Regions from separate parts of the Mus musculus genome. Here region 2 is linked to region 1. A link is a loop called in an ENCODE intact Hi-C map of the cell type or tissue named here. Cell type or tissue: heart. All regions are shown on one strand. Each heading gives the region's core, and the rest is flanking DNA. Links, peaks and the distances in the headings are about the cores only. Region 1 holds the start of Cep295 (centrosomal protein 295). Region 2 holds the start of Med17 (mediator complex subunit 17).

Region 1 (8,640 bases), core at 2,013-7,012:
CTAAATAAGATGGTTGCAGTCTATTTGGATTTACAGTTTGAGCGTATTTTTATTTATTTATTTATTTATTTATTTATTTTATATGTATGGATATTTTGCTTGCAGGGATGTGTGTTCCACTGAAGCCAGAAGAGAGTGTTGGATCACCTGGAGCTAGACTTACAGACGGCTGAGAGACACCCTGTGAGTGAAAGCTGGATATGGAAGCCTGAACTTCACTATGGACAACAAATGATGAAAACCACTGAGCCATCTCTCCAGCCTCACGGCTCGAGACTTTAAAATGTTGCCTTTACGGATGCTGTTAGATGGCATGGGAATTTCTGGCGCAGGTGTGTTCAGCAAAAGTTCATACTTTTATCCCCGAGAGCTTCAGAGAAGGTACTTTCAGCTAAAGCAAGTGTTCATACACCTGAATCCAGCAGCAAAACTAATGCTGACTCTACTCAGCCCCATTTGACTGTATACTCTTCTAGGTTGTAAATTATCTTTTTCCTTTTTTTGTCTAGACTTCCCTGTCTTTGTAAGCATGTACCCAACAGCTTAGAATCAATGGTCTTAATGCATGTCATAGGAATGATACGCCAAAGAGACTTAAATGATGGAAAAGTGGTTCTCATTTTTTTTTAATTTATGTGTTTTGTCTACATTTTGTATCTGTAGCACATGTATCCATGGAGCCTGCAGAGGTCAGAAGGGGGAACTGGAGTTAGGAATGGTTGGGAACCACCACGTGGGTGCTGGGAATGGAACCTGGGTTCTCTGCAAGAAGAGCAAGTGCTCTTAACTGCTGAGCCATCTCTCTAGCTCATGCTTCTCATTTCTTCCTTGAGTAAAGGCCCTGTGCCATGGCTTTGAAATGGTACTTGTAGTTTGGAAGTGTCTAAGCCCATCTTTTCTTGCATATCCAGTCTCACCACCATTGAACTGCCACTTGTGGTGCTAATATCTGGAGAGCCAGAGTGGCAGGCTGCTTCTGTTCCTGAAAGATATTCTTTTCTTTTCTTTTTTTTCTTTTTTTTTTAGTTGTTTGATGAATAGGCATCTCACTGCACATCCTTAGTTGGCCAGGAACTGGCTATGTACCTTAGACTACTTCAAACTTGTGGTGATTCTCCTGCCTCTGAGTCCTGAGTGCCACGATTACAGGAGTGCACACCACAGGACACTCTTTTGATTTTATACATAAGACTCTGAGGACTCCCCCCACTTAAATGTTAGGGGTTTTCCCCAGATATGGTAAGAGATTAAAGTGAACTCAGAGCTATGAAGCTATCTCTTCATTCTCTTGTATGTGAAACTTGTGCTGTGACTTGAATGCATTGTCTCCTCGGTGTCAGCCTGGCAGAGCTTGCACTCTACGTGGTGGTGCTAGCTGGGAACTTTTGATAGTGGGGCCTCGTTTGAAGGTGTTGATCATTGACCTTGAGAGAATATCATCCTGGACTTGTTCCCATTTTACTCTCTCTTCTTCCTGTCCACCAAGATAGGAACTGCTTCTTGTTTTCTCTGCTGGGATGGACTGAAGACCTCTAAAACTGTAAGGTAGAATAAATCTTTCTTCCCTCCATTAAGTTGTGCCTTCCAGGTTCTGTGGCCACATGATGCTAAAGTAACCAATGCTCCAAGCTGACTTGACTTCAGCTATATTCTTAAGAGAAGCAACAAACACAAAAACTAGCCACACTAATGTCACAATGCTTCCTCTGACCAGCAGTGATTGTTTACTCCAAGGCCAGGTAAATGGTCCAATGAATAAAGTATCTCTGAGTAACTATGTTCATATCCACAGCACACATGTAAAAACAAGGCATGGTGGTGTTGTGGGTACAGGGAGTGGATGTTTGGAGACAGGTATATCCCTTAAGATCTGTTAGTCTTACTACCACTCAATCTAGCTCTGGGATCAGTGAAAGACTTTGTTACAAAAGACAAGATGAAGAGTCATAGAAAAAAACATCTGGCACTAACCTCTGACTTCCAAACATGTGCACACACATATGCATGTGCACACTTGTGTTCAAAGACACACACACACACACTCATTCCCAATGGGTGGACAACATTAGAATCTAAGCATATCTACCTTCTCTACATCTCTAAAGTTCAAAGACATAATTAAAATCAAAACCAGAGTCTTAAAACACATATTTAAAAGTCCATTTTCAGTTTTCTTCAGTCAAAAACAAAGTATTATGGGATGTGGTGGCCATGCCTTTAATCCCAGCACTCAGATGGCAGAGGGAGGCAGATCTCTGTGAGTTCAAGGCCAGCTTTGTCTACACAGCAAGTTTCAAGACAGCCAGGACCACATAGAGAGACCCTGTCTCCAAAACAAGATTTATGAAAGAATGTATTAAAAATCAAAATGTAGAAAGTAGCACATGTCATGTACTTTGTGCCAGGCATTGTCCTAACAGCTTTAAATCTCACAGCCACCTTTGGAACAGTTTTACTACATCTGAGTTGATAAAACTGACTTCTAGGGGAAGTTCAGGAATTAGCACAGAGTCAGAGTTGGTAAACTAGAAATTTACAACCAAAAAGTTGGACTCTAGAGCCAACGTATTAAACATTACTTTGTTTTATCCCCCATGATACCAGATATCATGTCTACAGAGATAAATCTATAGCCTCACAAGTCAGGATGGCACATGCCTTTAATCACAGCATTAGGAACATAGAGGCAGAGGATCTCTGTGAGTTCAAGGTCAGCCTATCTTTATGTCAAGTTCCAGAGCATTCAGTGAGATCAAGTCTCACAAACAAAACTTCAGCCTCTTTTAATTTAGAAAACACAGAACTCCATATTGAAAGCATCTTAAATTCAGAGTTCCTGTCAGAAAATACAAGTGAACAGGTGTACACAGAGTTACCTCTTTGTGCTCTCTGGTGTATGTCACACTTGTGCTTTCAGATCAGCTTGTGTTGTCACCTGATTCTCAGATTCATATTCTAGTTTGAACTAAAAAAAGAACGTGTTCATTTTTATTGATTCCAAGAACAATTACTGCAAAATACTGTGGTTTACCCACTTTAGGTCATATGCCCATCACAATAGCAAGCGAGCTAGAGGGTTGCAATGGCCTGGTCTTGGCCATACCTCTGTGACCTGGGGTGCTGGGTCTGTATCAAACGGCAAAGTTCTTAAGAAAGAAGCCTAAGCAGATAATCTTATACTTTTAAAAAATATGCAAACTGCCTTCACATGCCTTAATCGTTGGGTCTCCATGGACCATGGGAAGAGGGCAGGCCAAGTATAACTAAGGACACCACAGTGGATTAAGCTGCCCACAGCATCTCTCATAGAGATAACTTCCTCCTAACTTGAATTGGGCTGGCCCTCGTATATAACCAATAAAATGCGGCAATTTTTTAAAAATTTTATTTTTATTGAATATTTTCTTTAAATTTCCAATGTTATCTCCTTTCCCAGTCCTCCCACCCCCGAAAACCCCTATCTCATCCTCCATCCCCCTGCTTCTATGAGAGTGTTCCCCCACAATGTATAGGCTGACACTCTCTCACCCTACTGAGCTTGCTCTGATCCCTCCTGGTTTCCTATTCAAAACAGAACATGTCTCAAGCTCAGATTTCCACTTGAGTACTTTCTGCCCAAGACGCCAGCTGGGTAGAGCTGTCCAGTCATCAGGTCAGCAAATGACAGAGGGGTGTCAGGCAACTGAACCAAAAGTGCTTGCTACACCTCTTCTTCCAGACTTGCGACCAAGTGAACATGCCTCTGCTGGGAATGGTGCATGAGTTTAATGCAGATGGATCTCCTTATGGCAAGGCCTGAGGAGTTGGGTCCCCACATGGCAAAGACCTATGGGATATTGGAACAGAATCTCCTGGCCTTTCCCCAAGGAATGCTTGGTTCGCTTTTGCCTTGCATTTGTGTGTTTGACTTTGTTATTGGAAGTATTTGCTTTTACTTTGTTTGTGACAGATGTTTCTCTAGAATCAGAAAGTTTGGACTGTGATTCATTCCTATTTGTCTCTGAGGCCATGAAAGTGGAATAGACCACTACTCCTGTGTTTGTTAATAATGATGCGGTTGGTCAACAAGAGGGCCTAGTCTGTGTACACCAGCTAACATCCAGATGTTCTCTCCTTATGGTTACTTAGTTCCAACAATTTGCCCTACAGTGCTGTTCCAAACAATAGTTACATGGGTATTAAAAGCTTAAGAAGGTCTTTCTGGATTGTTGGTTCCAAGACTTAACAGGAATATTCAGAGGTTACACCAAGCAAGGATGAGCAACTGACTCGGTTTACTAATTTGCCCTGGGCACTAGAGGAATGAGATTTCCTAAGGGGACAGGCTAGGTGTCAATAATTAAATCAGAATTTCTCGGGTATGTAGTTTATCGCCTCTCTGTACTGTATCCTCAATTGGTTATGTATCAATGTGCTGGGTTAGATATTAGCCACGTGCTCAATCTATATTTCATCTTTCTTGATACTGTTCATGGGTTAGCAGGAAACCGTGGCGACTGAGAAGGAAGTACAGTGTGCACTTGGTTGAACATAGGAAGTTCTTAAAAGAGACGTGGAAAACTAGATGTATAAATAAAGGTAGTCTGAGTTGTCTCGGTGTCAGAGTATAGTATGTGAACTGCACTTCCTGGTCCAAGTCTTCCGCCGATTCCACACATCCTCCTTCATGTTCTGAACCCGACCCAGGATTGACTGCCGGCGACAAAACACCACAGAGCAAGTGGGACAAGACCCTGACAGTTGAGAGGGATAATGGCCCGTTGCGCAAGCTGCGCGTGCGTGCGTGCGTGCGTGCACGTGGGCGGGGCTGCGCGTGCGCCGAGCTGGAGGTGGGCGGGGGCTTGGCACGGCGCGGCCTTCCGGGCGGCCCCTGCGGAGGCGGTCCTAAGCTGGTTCCCGCCGTCCGATCCCGCCATTGGCGGGCCGTTTGAATGACGGAAGTGACGAGAGCCGGGTCATGGCTGTCCCGCAGGTACCCAAACGGCTGCTGGGTAGCCGGCCGGGTGCGGGTGCCTGTGTGTCGTGAGGCCAGACCACACACGCTGTCAGGTGAGTGACGGAGGCCCGCCAGGGTTCTTCTGGCTGGCCGCGAGCAGGCTGGCGAACCTTCCGGCCCTTTAAACCGCCCCGAGGCCGGCCCTACAGAGAGCTCGGCCTTTCTGAGGCATCCGCCACCCGTAGCTCTTCTGGTACTCTTCCTACACTCAAGCTATGAAAAAAATGGCAGTCTCATTCGAGAGTGTTAGTTCACCCTGTAATCCCAGCACATGCAAGGCAGTGCTGAGGCAGGAGAAATGCCTCGTGTTCAAGACCAGCCTAGGCAATAAACCCTACAGCAGCGAATGGTTGTCGTCAGTCTTACATTAGAATGTGTTCGGCGGTTGGGTAGTAATTAAGCCACACGTACATATAGTACAGCCACGTGTGGTGGCTATTACCCCCTTACACGGAATAAAGTTAACAAGGCCCAAGGGATTTGAAACTTGGCTTCTGCCTTTTGCTAATGAATGGCTCTTGCATCCACATCTATTAATTTTTTGGTTACTGTGTGTCAGATACTGCCTAATCCTTAGAAGGAAATCTATCAAGATAAGCCCTACTGTGTCCATCATTATTGGACACTTAAAACACAGAACTTGAAGAGTCCACATGGGTAGAAATGACTAGTGAACAAGCCAGGTAACAGGATTCTACTTAATAGATGCAGGAGGAATACTTGTCTCCTATGGAGGACAACTTAAAATGTTCCTCTCTTGGAGCCTCAACCATCCTCAGGAGTATTTTCTTAAGAATTCAGTGGAGTGTATTGGAAAAGGCTTTTTTTGTTTTGTTTTGTTTTCCGAGACAGGGTTTCTCTGTGTAGCCCTGGCTGTCCTGGAACTCACTCTGTAGACCAGGCTGGCCTCAAACTCAGAAATCCACCTGCCTCTGCCTCCCGAGTGCGGAAAAGGTTTTCAATTCAAGCAATTACTACTGTTTGACATTTGTTCTTCGATGAAGTCATGACTGGGTCTGCCATGTAGTACTGTATATGGATTAGTCACTTTCTCGTTCAGTCCACGCTGAATTATTTATAAGATGCAAGACAGTTTTTTAGACAAAAGAGATGAGGTGATGAATAAGATCATACTTGTCCTGACCACAATTGTGATAAAGAATTCTCTGTGAAAAGGAATGGTTTCAAGCTGGGCATGGTGGCGCACGCCTTTAATCCCAGCACTCGGGAGGCAGAGGCAGGCGGATTTCTGAGTTTGAGGCCAGCCTAGTCTACAGAGTGAGTTCCAGGACAGCCAGGGCTATACAGAGAAACCCTGTCTCAAAAAAAGAAAAAAAAAGGGGGTGGGGGTGTAGTTTCTACCAGGTGACCCAAGCAGCTCATTGAAACAGTATTTTTAAGTTGTTATATTTGAGCATTAAGAGTTTTTAAAACTATAGCTACTATCACTCAGTTATTAAGACCCTGTCTACAAAAGACGAGTAATAATGAAAAGCTAAAGGAAAAGCTATCCCTATATGAATATAAATAGTCTCTAGTCTAGGTGAGATGCATATGTGAAGGTCATTCATAGAGGACAGCTCCTTAGCAGCATCTGAGCTCAAGCTAGCAGTAAATATCCAGTAATACATTTGCCTGCCTCATCACTGTAAAGAGACCAGGGAGATGTGCACTCATCTCAGTTAAGATCGTGGCATGCTGTGCTAGGAACAGGTTGATAGCAGAATTACTTGGAAAGAGTTTCAAATGACACCAGTTTTCACAGAGCACATTCCTCTAGATAGGAGCATGTTAAAGAAAACTCTTAAGTTCTAGAGAAGAGGAGTGGGATTGTAGTGCAGTGGAAACATGAGCATGTATGTGCAAAGCCTGGAGTTCCATCCCAGCACTGCAGAGACAGGAGGAAGGTCTAAGGGGGATATCAGCAGCACCCAGCCTTAGCAATAGAAGAGGAGACCCAGGAATCTAAGTACTTAAGCCATTATAATTATCCCATAGGGATTTTTAAAAATGGTCATCCAAAAAAAAGTATCCTGTTAACTTTTATATCTCCTTGACACAGGTTAGAGTCACTGAGAGAACATTCAATTAAAACATGCTTACATAACATCTGCCTATAGTCATATCTGTAATACAATTTCTTGATAAATTATTAATGTGGAAGGGCCAGACCTATTGTATGCGGTGCCGTCCTTGGGCAGGTCATGCTGGATGGGATAAGAAAGTAGTTGGAGTGAGCCAATGACCAGCACATTACCATGCAGACAGATCCTCTGTATCAGCTCCTTGCTTCCATGTTTCTGCCATTTGAGTTCCTGCCCTGACTTCCCTTACTGATGGACTGTGATATACAAGCTGAAATAAACCCTTTATTCCCAAGTTGCTTTTGGTCATGGTGTTTTATTGAAACAATAGAACCCTAACTAATACAACATGTTTGTAATTGTTGAGGGATATTTTAAACGAAGCCCATGGAATTGATAATATTCCATGAGATTTAATGGTGCTAAGAGATCAAATTATGTACAGCAACCCAGGGACCCCTAAAGTTACCTTTTTATTTTTATTAGGTACAGGTTATCAGTGTTAAGTTGTACTTGTGAAAACATTTGTTTGATGCCAATACATCTTTTAAGTGCTTAATAAAGTATGGAAATGCCAAGACAGGGAAAAAAGGTCTGAACTATTGTCAGTCAGGTATAGATGGGGGCGAATCTGTGAGTTCTCCCCACTCTTCATTTTCCTCATCCAACTGACAACCAGTGAACTAAAGAGCAGATTCAGAACTATAACTAAGTTGGACTTAGTTTACCTGTATACAGTAAATATAGATTACCCTTTAAATATTGAAAATATTAACATGAAGTTTTAAAATCATTTTGTTACCATATTTCAGTAATATATTTCATAGGCACTCATCTGTTTATTTCTCCTCAATTCAGATCCTTTATATTTAACATACTCAGAAATGAAAAGAAAGGGAATGAATACAAAGCTGAGATTGAGCCCTAGTGAAGAAGCCTTCATTTTGAAGGAAGATTATGAAAGAAGACGAAAACTAAGATTGCTGCAGGTATCATTTACTTGGAGTTTTTTGTCTTCCTTAAAACATTCATATATTTTGGATTAGATTGTTATAAACAAAGTTCATTTACAAGCTTTTTCTGTCCTTGAAAGAGTCCTGGTTCTTGCTTATTTATATTTGAAAAATAAGCTGGTAAGTAGATTTGAGAAGAATTGAAAGATATTGCTTAACTCAAGTATTGGAAATCAGTTATTTAACTATCTATTTTTTAGAATTGTTTTATTCTTTGATAATTGCATATGTGGATAGACTATATCTAGATCATTATTCACCCCTCTCTTCTCCATTTTCTCTCCAACTTTCATATTTTCCCTATTTCAGTCTTTTTTTTTTAAATAACCCAAAGTTCGTTTAATTCTTCCTGCTTTTGCATTGTGCCATCCATTGGAGCATGGGCAGTTTACTGTGGGACCATATTGCTGAAGAGAACTGTCCCCCAGCAGCTGTCAGCTCCCAATAGCTCTGTAGTGAGGGTGGGGTCTCATGAGCCCTCCCTCCGCTCAGGAGGGCTGACTTACTTGATCTTGTGTCAGCAAGATCCATGCCTCAACACTTACCT
Region 2 (8,640 bases), core at 3,641-8,640, 78 kb after region 1:
GGGTTGCCATCTTGCCTGGTGTTCATCCTATCCTAAAGCTACATGCCAGAAAAAAAGGGCTCTGGGCTAATTCAGAGCGCATCTACCAAAGTCCTGACTGGGGGATCTTTTAAGCCAGTGACTGCTAAGATCTTATCTTTCCGAGGCTCCACAGTGATCAGTTAAATGGCTACCAAGGACAACATTCTATAGTAGTAGAAATACTAGAAATGTGTCCATTGACACAGTGAGGCCCTGAGCAGAATGACACAGCAGTACCCCTGGAGGCCAGAAGAGGGTGTCAGATCCCCTGGAACTGGAGTTAGAGATGGCTGTGAGCTGCCATGTTGGGCTGAGAATTGCACATGGATCTTCTGGGAATTCAGTCAGTGCTCCTAACTACTGAGCCACCTCTCCAACGTCCTATATTGGTAATTTTTGAATAAGCAATATGCAGAACAGTGTAGAAAGCTACAGTTTGAATAAAAATGGTGAAAGTCTTCCTGGAAGGACATGAAGGAAGGTGCTCATATCTGCTGCCTTGAAGAAAGAAAAGAGGGCAGTGCACTCTAGTGATTGCACTGACTGTACCCACCAGCATCCTTGCTTTTCCTTAGTGTGACTCCATTGCTTACTTAAAAACTGGTCAACTGCAGATGTAGCTCAGTGATAGAGCCCTTGCTTAGCATGCATGAGGCCTTGGAGTCAAGGACCAACCAGCACTACAAAACATTGAATTACAGGTTTAGGGGTAGATCCTGTGATCTGTCACTCAGAAGATACAGTGGGAAGACTGGGAGTTCAAAGCTAGTCTCAGCCACAATAAGTTCCTGCCATAAAGAAAACCTTTAAGAAAAAGTACCAAAAGGCTTCTCTCCTTCCCCTTCAATACACTATATTCAAAATGATTTGAATCCATACTAACAGACTGCCTGCTGTCCTAGGGACTTGATTTGCGACTGGAGCACACACATTTCTTCAGTCATCATGGAGAAGGTGGACACTACCACTACGATACGACCCCAGACACAGTGGAGTACCTTGGATACTTCTCACCTGCACAGTTCCTCTATCGCATTGATCAGCCCAAAGAGACCCATGCCTTTGGGAGAGATTAAAGCAGCTGTGTAATGGTTAGCTAAGGTTAAGTTACTAACCCAGCAGCTGATAGTAATTCAAAAATACAGTAGAGGACCAGAGAGGGGCGGGGGGGGGGGCGGGGAGAAAGAGAGGAAGAGGAAGAGAGAGAGAGAGAGAGAGGCATTCCCTAGCAAGCAGCCAAGGCCCTACCTTAATCCCCAGCACAGCTAATAAAATTAATCACTACACAAACACTATTTTTATGGCATTTGAAATGCAAGGATGTGGACATATGACACTCATATTACCATATTATTTAACATCTTCATGTGAGGGGAGCGTATTGGGAACATAGATAGCTAATTGAGATGCTCACTTTAGTAAACCAATCTTCTGTCTTTATAGCCCAGCAAAGTCTACCTTCTCTTCATACCACAGATATGAATATGGACAGGGACCTTCCATTATTCCTGCTATCTAGGAATAACTTACATTTGGGTGGCATTACTAAATTTTTCAAGTTCATCTCACAAGGGCTAAGGGAGTATTAGACACAACAGTGTGGGATCTTTGCACTGAGTTTTAAAAGCCCACTGTGGAAATCAGTGCACTACGTTCTCAGCACTCAGGACTACCCACACTCAGAAGTCTGCAGTTGCCTTCCACAGATGTTAGTAGCATTGATGAGCCAGGCTCCGCCTGAATTAGGTCTCTACCCAACAGTTTGTACCTTCGTAATACTGTTTGCAAGATAAGAAAGAAAAGAAACAGCAACAAAACACAACACCTAACATGGCCACTCCCCATCATGAGATATAAAACTACCCTCTTATTATGTGGTGTCTTAAAGAGACACTTTTGTGCCCTTTCTTTGGCTATATAGACTGTTGAGACAGTGAACCACAAGAAATTGGAATTCCCTCAGGAATTTCATGGCAGGAGAAGGAAAAGGCTGAAGCCTGGTGCCAGCCAGAGGAGGAACTTGTCTTCTGGAAAGATGTCACGTACCTCTCAGGACAAACAGGAACCCAGACAACAGTGGTGGGCAGGACCACAGCTTGATCTGCTTAGTTAGGTATACCTCGTGCCTTCTATTTAAACCTGAACCTCATGCCAGGACCCAGCATGAATTCTGCAGGATGGTGGGGGAGGGGTGGGAATCCAGAGACCTGTTTATTCCTCTTCCCAAAGTGACTACATTCAAGGAATCTTTTTGTGCTTTTCAAAGGATATTACACTATTACTGAGCGCTGATGGCTAGCATATGGTGATGATGGTTAGAAAACTCCTTGCTGTTCTGTGTCATAGAACCTGTGATGATCATTAGCCAGAAATCAACTTTCCAACCTTCCCAATGGCAATAAGATGTGGGTCTAGGAACTCTTTAGAACTAAGCCCTAAACGTTTTCTGATTCTTTACTTTGTAATGCACATGTCTTGTATTATTTTTAATAATAGTGTTATTTTTAATTAAACATGATTTTTGAGGTGAAACTGAATAAAATCACTTAATACTGTTTTTTTTTTCTTTTCTTTCATTTGTTTGTTTATTGAGACAAGAGTTTCTCTGTGTAGTTCTGGCCATCCTGGAACTCACTCTGTAGACCAGATTGGTCTTGAACTTGAGATCTGCCTGCCTCTGCCTCCCAGATACTAGGAATAAAGGCGTGCGCCACCACTGCCCAGCTGATCAGCTGATAGTTTCTTTGAATATCTTACTTCAACAAAAACAATATTACTGGGCTGGAAAGACTGCTTAGCGGTTAAGAGCACTGACTGCTCTTTCAGAGGTCCTGAGTTCAATTCCCAGCAACCACATGGTGGTTCATAACCATCTGTAATGGGATCTGATACCCTCTTCTGGTGTGTCTGAAGACAGCTACAGTGTACTCAAATACACACACACACACACATATATATATCTTTAAAAAACAATATTACTATTTTTTATATGTGTATGTGTAGCCATCCAGCAACCATGGGCAAACTGGGTTTACCTGAAAGGGGGGCCTGGAAATAAGGTAAGAGGGCGAGAGAAGGATGAAGCCAATACAAAGGTTCTGATCAAGGTTCAAAGTTTAACAATAAGCTTTGCATGTATAAAGGAAAAAAACACAAAATCCCCTTCTTCAGATGGAGTATGTTGTAGCAGCAAGGTCAACGCAAACAGCCAAAACATCAAAGTTCCCATGGGAACCTGCAACTGCAGCCAAAACAGATGTCTCTGTCCAGGTTGATAAGGCTTGTCATGGCAGATGTTCAAGGCTGGGAAAGGCCATATGTGTGTACGTGCTACATGCTTGCATGTCCACAGCATGAGTGCACATGCACATGGAAGCCAGAGGTTCTGCTCAGTATCTGATTTCCCTCCACCTTAAACACTGAGCTTTGCTGACTCAGGGAGGCTAGTCAGTCAGTGTGGTCCTGTCTTTACCTCCTTGAGCACTGGGAATGCATATGAGCTGCCACTCCAACCTTCACCCTTGTGCAACAAGGGCTTGATCCACTTGTCACCCCAGCTTAGAACTAGTATTCTCTCCTCTCACTTACCCTGCGCTCTGGAGCTGAGAGAGGTATTAATTCACCATTGGAGCACAGTGCCAAAATAAGCACACAGTAAATATTTTTGGGTGGGTGATCATGTTAGATATGTCACTAGTTTCTGGGATATGTTTAGTTGAAGAAACCAAACAAATATTATATGAAGAGAAATACAGCAGGGGTGGAACATAAACAGAATTCTCTTTCCATGTGGAGTCCCACACTGACAGGATGGACTCACTTCCTTGTTTGATTCAAATATCAAGACTAATGAAATCACATACCTACAAGGTGCTAATCATGATGTAAGGAAGGTTTCTAGAGAGATCAGGAGAGCTACTAGGCCTGTCTGAAAAAAATGGCCTGACAAAATAAGGAGAGACTGGCTTTACTAGTTCCTGCACGAGCTTTGAATTTCCCCCAGACATCAATGGAGCATTCGAGTGCTCTTGATTTATCAAATGTAGGATTAAAGGCCGCCTGCAGTCAAGCATCAGAAGTAGACTCAGGAGTTGGGAAGATGGCTCTGCAGTGCTTGCAGGTCTTCCAGAGGACCCAAGTCTATTCCCTGCCTCCCACATCAGGCAGCTCCCAACTGACTGTAACTACAGCGCCAGCAATTCCATGGCACCTACACGTGCATGGGAAGAACAGACACACGGAGACACACGTTTACCTGCAGACATTGGACTGCCAAGTGAAAGAATTGGTACTCTTCAGTGTTCAACTGGCTAAGTGCTCTCTGCTCTGCCCTGATGGAAACCCTGGGTAGGCAAGCTTGTTCTCCTCCGTGTCAGACAGCAATGAGTGGTGACAGTGTTGGGGGGCAGGGTGAGAGGTGCACTGTAGAGAAGTGTTTGAGAGCCAGGGCACCTGGTGGGCTGTTCCGACTCTAAACACTGGGCCCAACTAGGGTCACCCAGGAAGCATCTCCTCCAGGAGATGGAATCTCCAAAGCTTTAGTGGCTGCACCAGCACTACCAGCGGGATACAGGCCTGTGGACATTGTCAATAGTAAGTCAGAGGCTTCTGCAGGCTATAGATTCTTCAGCTGTCAGACAGCTATGCTAACGCCTCCATCTACACTTCATTGTGGGAAGCCAGGGCCCAAGGACTTGACAAATGATTTCTAGACAAGGCAAGGTTGTTCAGGAGCCCAAGATTAGACTCAAAGTGGTATCAAAGGCCAGCCTAGTCTACAGAGTGAGTTCCAAGACAGCCAGGGCTACACAGAGAAACTCTTAAAACAAACAAACAGAAAACGAAATGGCTGGACAGAAGTATAGGGGTTAGTACCTATCAAGCTGTGGGGCACTGTTGCCAACCAGCTAATGTTCCTTGCTTTTTCTGGTGCAGCCTGCAGGCTGAAAGTAAGAAAGGCCACTCAGTGAAAGACATTGCTGGACATGACATCCTAACACCATGAGGAAAGGAGAGTGCCTCTTGGTGGACCACCTGAGGAGTAGCCTGCTCATACAACCCAAGACGGGGTATTTGGGCCAATCACAGCCATTTGTTTGGCTAAACACCGGTGTCTTTTGTTTATATGTGTACATGTCTGTGAATGTGTGAGTGTATGCGTGTAAGGGTGGCTGCATGTCTGGAGAGATAGCATAGTCCTCCATTTATCATTAAGCCACCAGTCACAGGTCTGCACAAAGCCCTGGCCCAAGCTGTGCTTACTGGGCCAGGACAATCAGTTGCAATCTTTCGTGTAGGCATATCTGAGTGTTCTTGGAGTGTTTAAGACAGCTGGTGCAGTTTGGATGGTAGTCCTGCTAGCTGTTTGACTCGGTCTTCTTTGCTGGAGGCAGCTCCATCAACAGAGAGACTCAAACAGCTGCGAATTATAGTTAACTACCGTCGACAGTCTTTGTGAGTGCTTACATAAATGTAAAGCCCTTACGTACGTCTTCATCGTTAACTTCACGAATGTAAAGTCACCTAGGGGAAACACCTCTGGGAGTATGTTCCCAGAGAGGTTTAACTAGGAAGTGAAAACCTACCCGGAAAGTGAGTGGACTCATCCCACGGACGGGCTCCCAGACCGAATCAGCGGGAGTGCTGGTGTGTGTGCTGCGTGTCTCAAAAATCAAATAACTAACCAACTAACAAAAAAGCTGCGTGTCTCAATAACTAATCAACAAATTAATCAGGCCAGCAAGAAAGCTATTTCAAAAACCAAGCAACCAATTAAACAAACAAACAAACAAACAAACAAACTACAACGCCCAGCGTATCTACATAAACCCAGCCCACTCCACTTGCACTGCAGCGGCTGAGCCCGGTCAGCCGGAAGTTCCTGGCTCTCACGTGCAACCTACAGGAAATGTCCGGGCAGCTGGCCCTTCGCGCATGCTCATAGTGTTCCGCGAGACGCTGCGCGGAGGATTGTGGGGCAGCAGTGGGTAGTTTGCTTCCTCCCGGCCGCCGCGTCGGGCTTGCGGGAAGCTTGTTCCAGCCTTCCGTGTCGGTGCTGTACTCTGAGTCTCCGGCGAGTCGCCCTCAGGCCGCCGCCAGCATGTCGGGCGTGCGAGCCGTGCGCATCAGCATCGAGTCGGCCTGCGAGAAGCAGGTGCAGGAGGTGGGCCTTGATGGCACCGAGACGTACCTGCAGCCGCTGTCCATGTCGCAGAACCTGGCGCGCCTGGCACAGCGCATCGACTTCAGCCAGGGCTCTGGCTCTGAGGAGGAGGAGGCGGCAGGGCCTGACGGCGATGCGCCGGACTGGGGGGGCGCGGGAGCCGACCAGGACGACGAGGAGGGTGAGGCTTCGCCCTCGTTGCTGGTTCTATCCCAGGGTCTCCCCTAGGGTAAACTGTGTTTTGTGGTGGGTGGCCTTGAGAAGTATTGACAGCAGTGGGAAGGCCGACCCGGTCGGGACTCGGGGTCCTGTTCAGGCCAGGAGAAGAGGCATTCGCTTTTTTTTTTTTTTTTTTTTTTTTTTTTAATAAAGAACAGCTGAAAGCTTTTGGGGGTGATTTTAGGTGGAAACAGGTGATACTTAAAATGACCACTGAAACTTTGAGGTGAATGAATTACAAGAAAACAAAACTGAAGAGGGGGAGTTTGGAGAAGCAACCAGACTAGACTTTGGATTCTCCTTATTATCAAAAAAAACCAAAATTTGAAACCACAGTTTTCGATTTAGTGATGTGACAGAATCGGTTTAAGTGAGGATGTTCGTGTTTAGTGTGGTAATTCGCCAGGCAGAGGCAGTCAGATTAATGAAAAACATGAGCAAATAGACACCATCTCAATAAATAAAGAAAAATTTAAATGTAGTTTTCATAAATTTGACAGAAAGTTAAAACACCTGGGACTGAAGAGATGGCCCAGCAGTTAAGAGTACTGATTGCTCTTCCAGAGGTCCTGAGTTGAATTTCCAGCAACCACATGGTGGTTCACAACCATCTGTAATGGAATCCGATGCCCCCTTCTTTCTGGTGTGTCTGAAGACAGCGTCATTGTACTTACATCCATTAAATAAATAAATAAATCTTTTTTTTTTTTTTTTTTTTTAAATCTTAAACAAGCCCAACATTGTCATTATCCAGTGTTGGAAAGGCATGCCAGCTCAGTAGTTTTAAATGCAAAATTCTAAATGTGTATCACATTTGATCCATGAAATCCCCCACCCACAGAAAGAACTATAGAGCACAGGTATGTATTAAGATCCAGTACTGATGTCATTAGGAACATTTGACCTGTCTATTAAGGGACAGGCTTAAATGGCATGCCTCCTGGCTTCCAAATATCTTGTGGTGTGTGAAAGAGTGACTAGTTCCTGTATGCTGGGTTGAGATATGTCTCAGGAGGGAGGAGAGTTAGGCCTAAGATTAAAAGAAAACTTTTGACTTTCACTCCCTGATCCTTTATCATGAACTCCTTAGAGTGAGCATTTATTAAAAATTGATTAAAAGAAGCCGGGCACTCGGGAGGCAGAGAGACAGGCCGATTTCTGAGGTCAAGGCCAGCCTGGTCTACAAAGTGAGTTCCGGGACAGCCAGGGCTACACAGAGAAACAAAAACAAAAACGAAACAAAAAAATTGGTTAAAAGAAAGGTATAGCTGAGCAGTGTTGGCTCATGCCTTTAATCCCAAAACCCTGTCTCAGGGGTGGGGGGGTGGGGTGGGGGGAAGGTCTATTCGTGCAGCCAATGGTAATGCTGGTGTTGTAGGCCATTTGGGGCTTTGCCTGTTGTTTTATAGTTCAGGAATGTTGGAAGTTCAAGTTCTAAATGTTGGAAGGAAACAGGTTATTTTAAAGGCTTTTGTGGGGATGGGGGATATAGTTTAGTGCTTATCTGGGATGAATGAAGCCCTAGGTTTAGAAAGATTCGAGTGCCTACTTGAGATATGATGACAGCTTTGGCCTGTGGAAATTAGACTGGCATTTGTTTTGCCATAAGAGGAGTCTTAAGTGTTAACAGTTGAAGAAAGCGTATGAGAAGGAAGTAAAGGAGAGGTGGTTTGGAGGAGAGCTCATTTCTCCTTTTCACGCTTTTAAACCTCTAAAAGAGCCACCTTCTGTTCTGTAGTCAGTGTAACCAGTACACATGTGTTTCTGCTTTTCTTTTCTGTTTTTCAGGGTTGGTAAAATTCCAACCTTCTTTGTGGCCTTGGGACTCTGTGAGGAACAATTTGCGAAGTGCCCTTACAGAGATGTGTGTTCTCTATGATGTCCTCAGTATTGTCAGGGACAAAAAGTTCATGACTCTGGACCCCGTCTCTCAGGATGCTCTTCCTCCCAAACAGGTACATGTGCCTTTTAACTGAACATCTTTTCTTTAAGTCCCAGGACCAGTATTTGGTTGTATGCATCTTGTTCCCTTTTACTTTGTTGAAAAATTAAATCCACAAGCTAGAGCAATGGCCCAGTGATTAAGAACACATTGTTGTTGCAGATGACGATTCGTAGTACCCACATCAGGCATCTTAAACATGCCTGTAAGTCCAGCTCTAGGAGATCTGACACCCCTCTGACCCCTTCATATGCTCATACACACATGTACACATAATAAAGTATCATTAGTGTTA

The links. Hi-C counts contacts between places; a loop is a spot of excess contacts. Peaks named below come from ENCODE experiments on the same cell type or tissue, not always from the same donor. Only the 100,000 strongest peaks of a DNase experiment are listed, where the experiment ranks them.
Region 2: a loop joins it to region 1, with 6 times the contacts of the local background. A loop is called at or near these places in 1 of 42 quality-filtered maps.

Annotation. Positions count from the first base shown.
Region 1 is chr9:15,354,035-15,362,674 of GRCm38, reverse strand. It overlaps Cep295 (centrosomal protein 295), which reads left to right and starts at 4,887. Exons shown (of 27, transcript NM_176976.4): 1 at 4,887-5,049; 2 at 7,939-8,069. The coding sequence starts at 4,932. In heart, for the core only: a CTCF peak has its summit at 4,895; a DNase peak (open chromatin) is centred at 4,884; H3K4me3 peaks cover 1,847 bases; H3K27ac peaks cover 1,469 bases.
Region 2 is chr9:15,277,275-15,285,914 of GRCm38, reverse strand. It overlaps Med17 (mediator complex subunit 17), which reads left to right and starts at 6,009. Exons shown (of 12, transcript NM_144933.2): 1 at 6,009-6,365; 2 at 8,192-8,358. The coding sequence starts at 6,122. It overlaps 4931406C07Rik (RIKEN cDNA 4931406C07 gene), which reads left to right. Exons shown (of 9, transcript NM_001199485.1): 9 at 924-2,578. The coding sequence ends at 1,097. In heart, for the core only: a CTCF peak has its summit at 6,011; a DNase peak (open chromatin) is centred at 5,954; H3K4me3 peaks cover 2,182 bases; H3K27ac peaks cover 1,642 bases.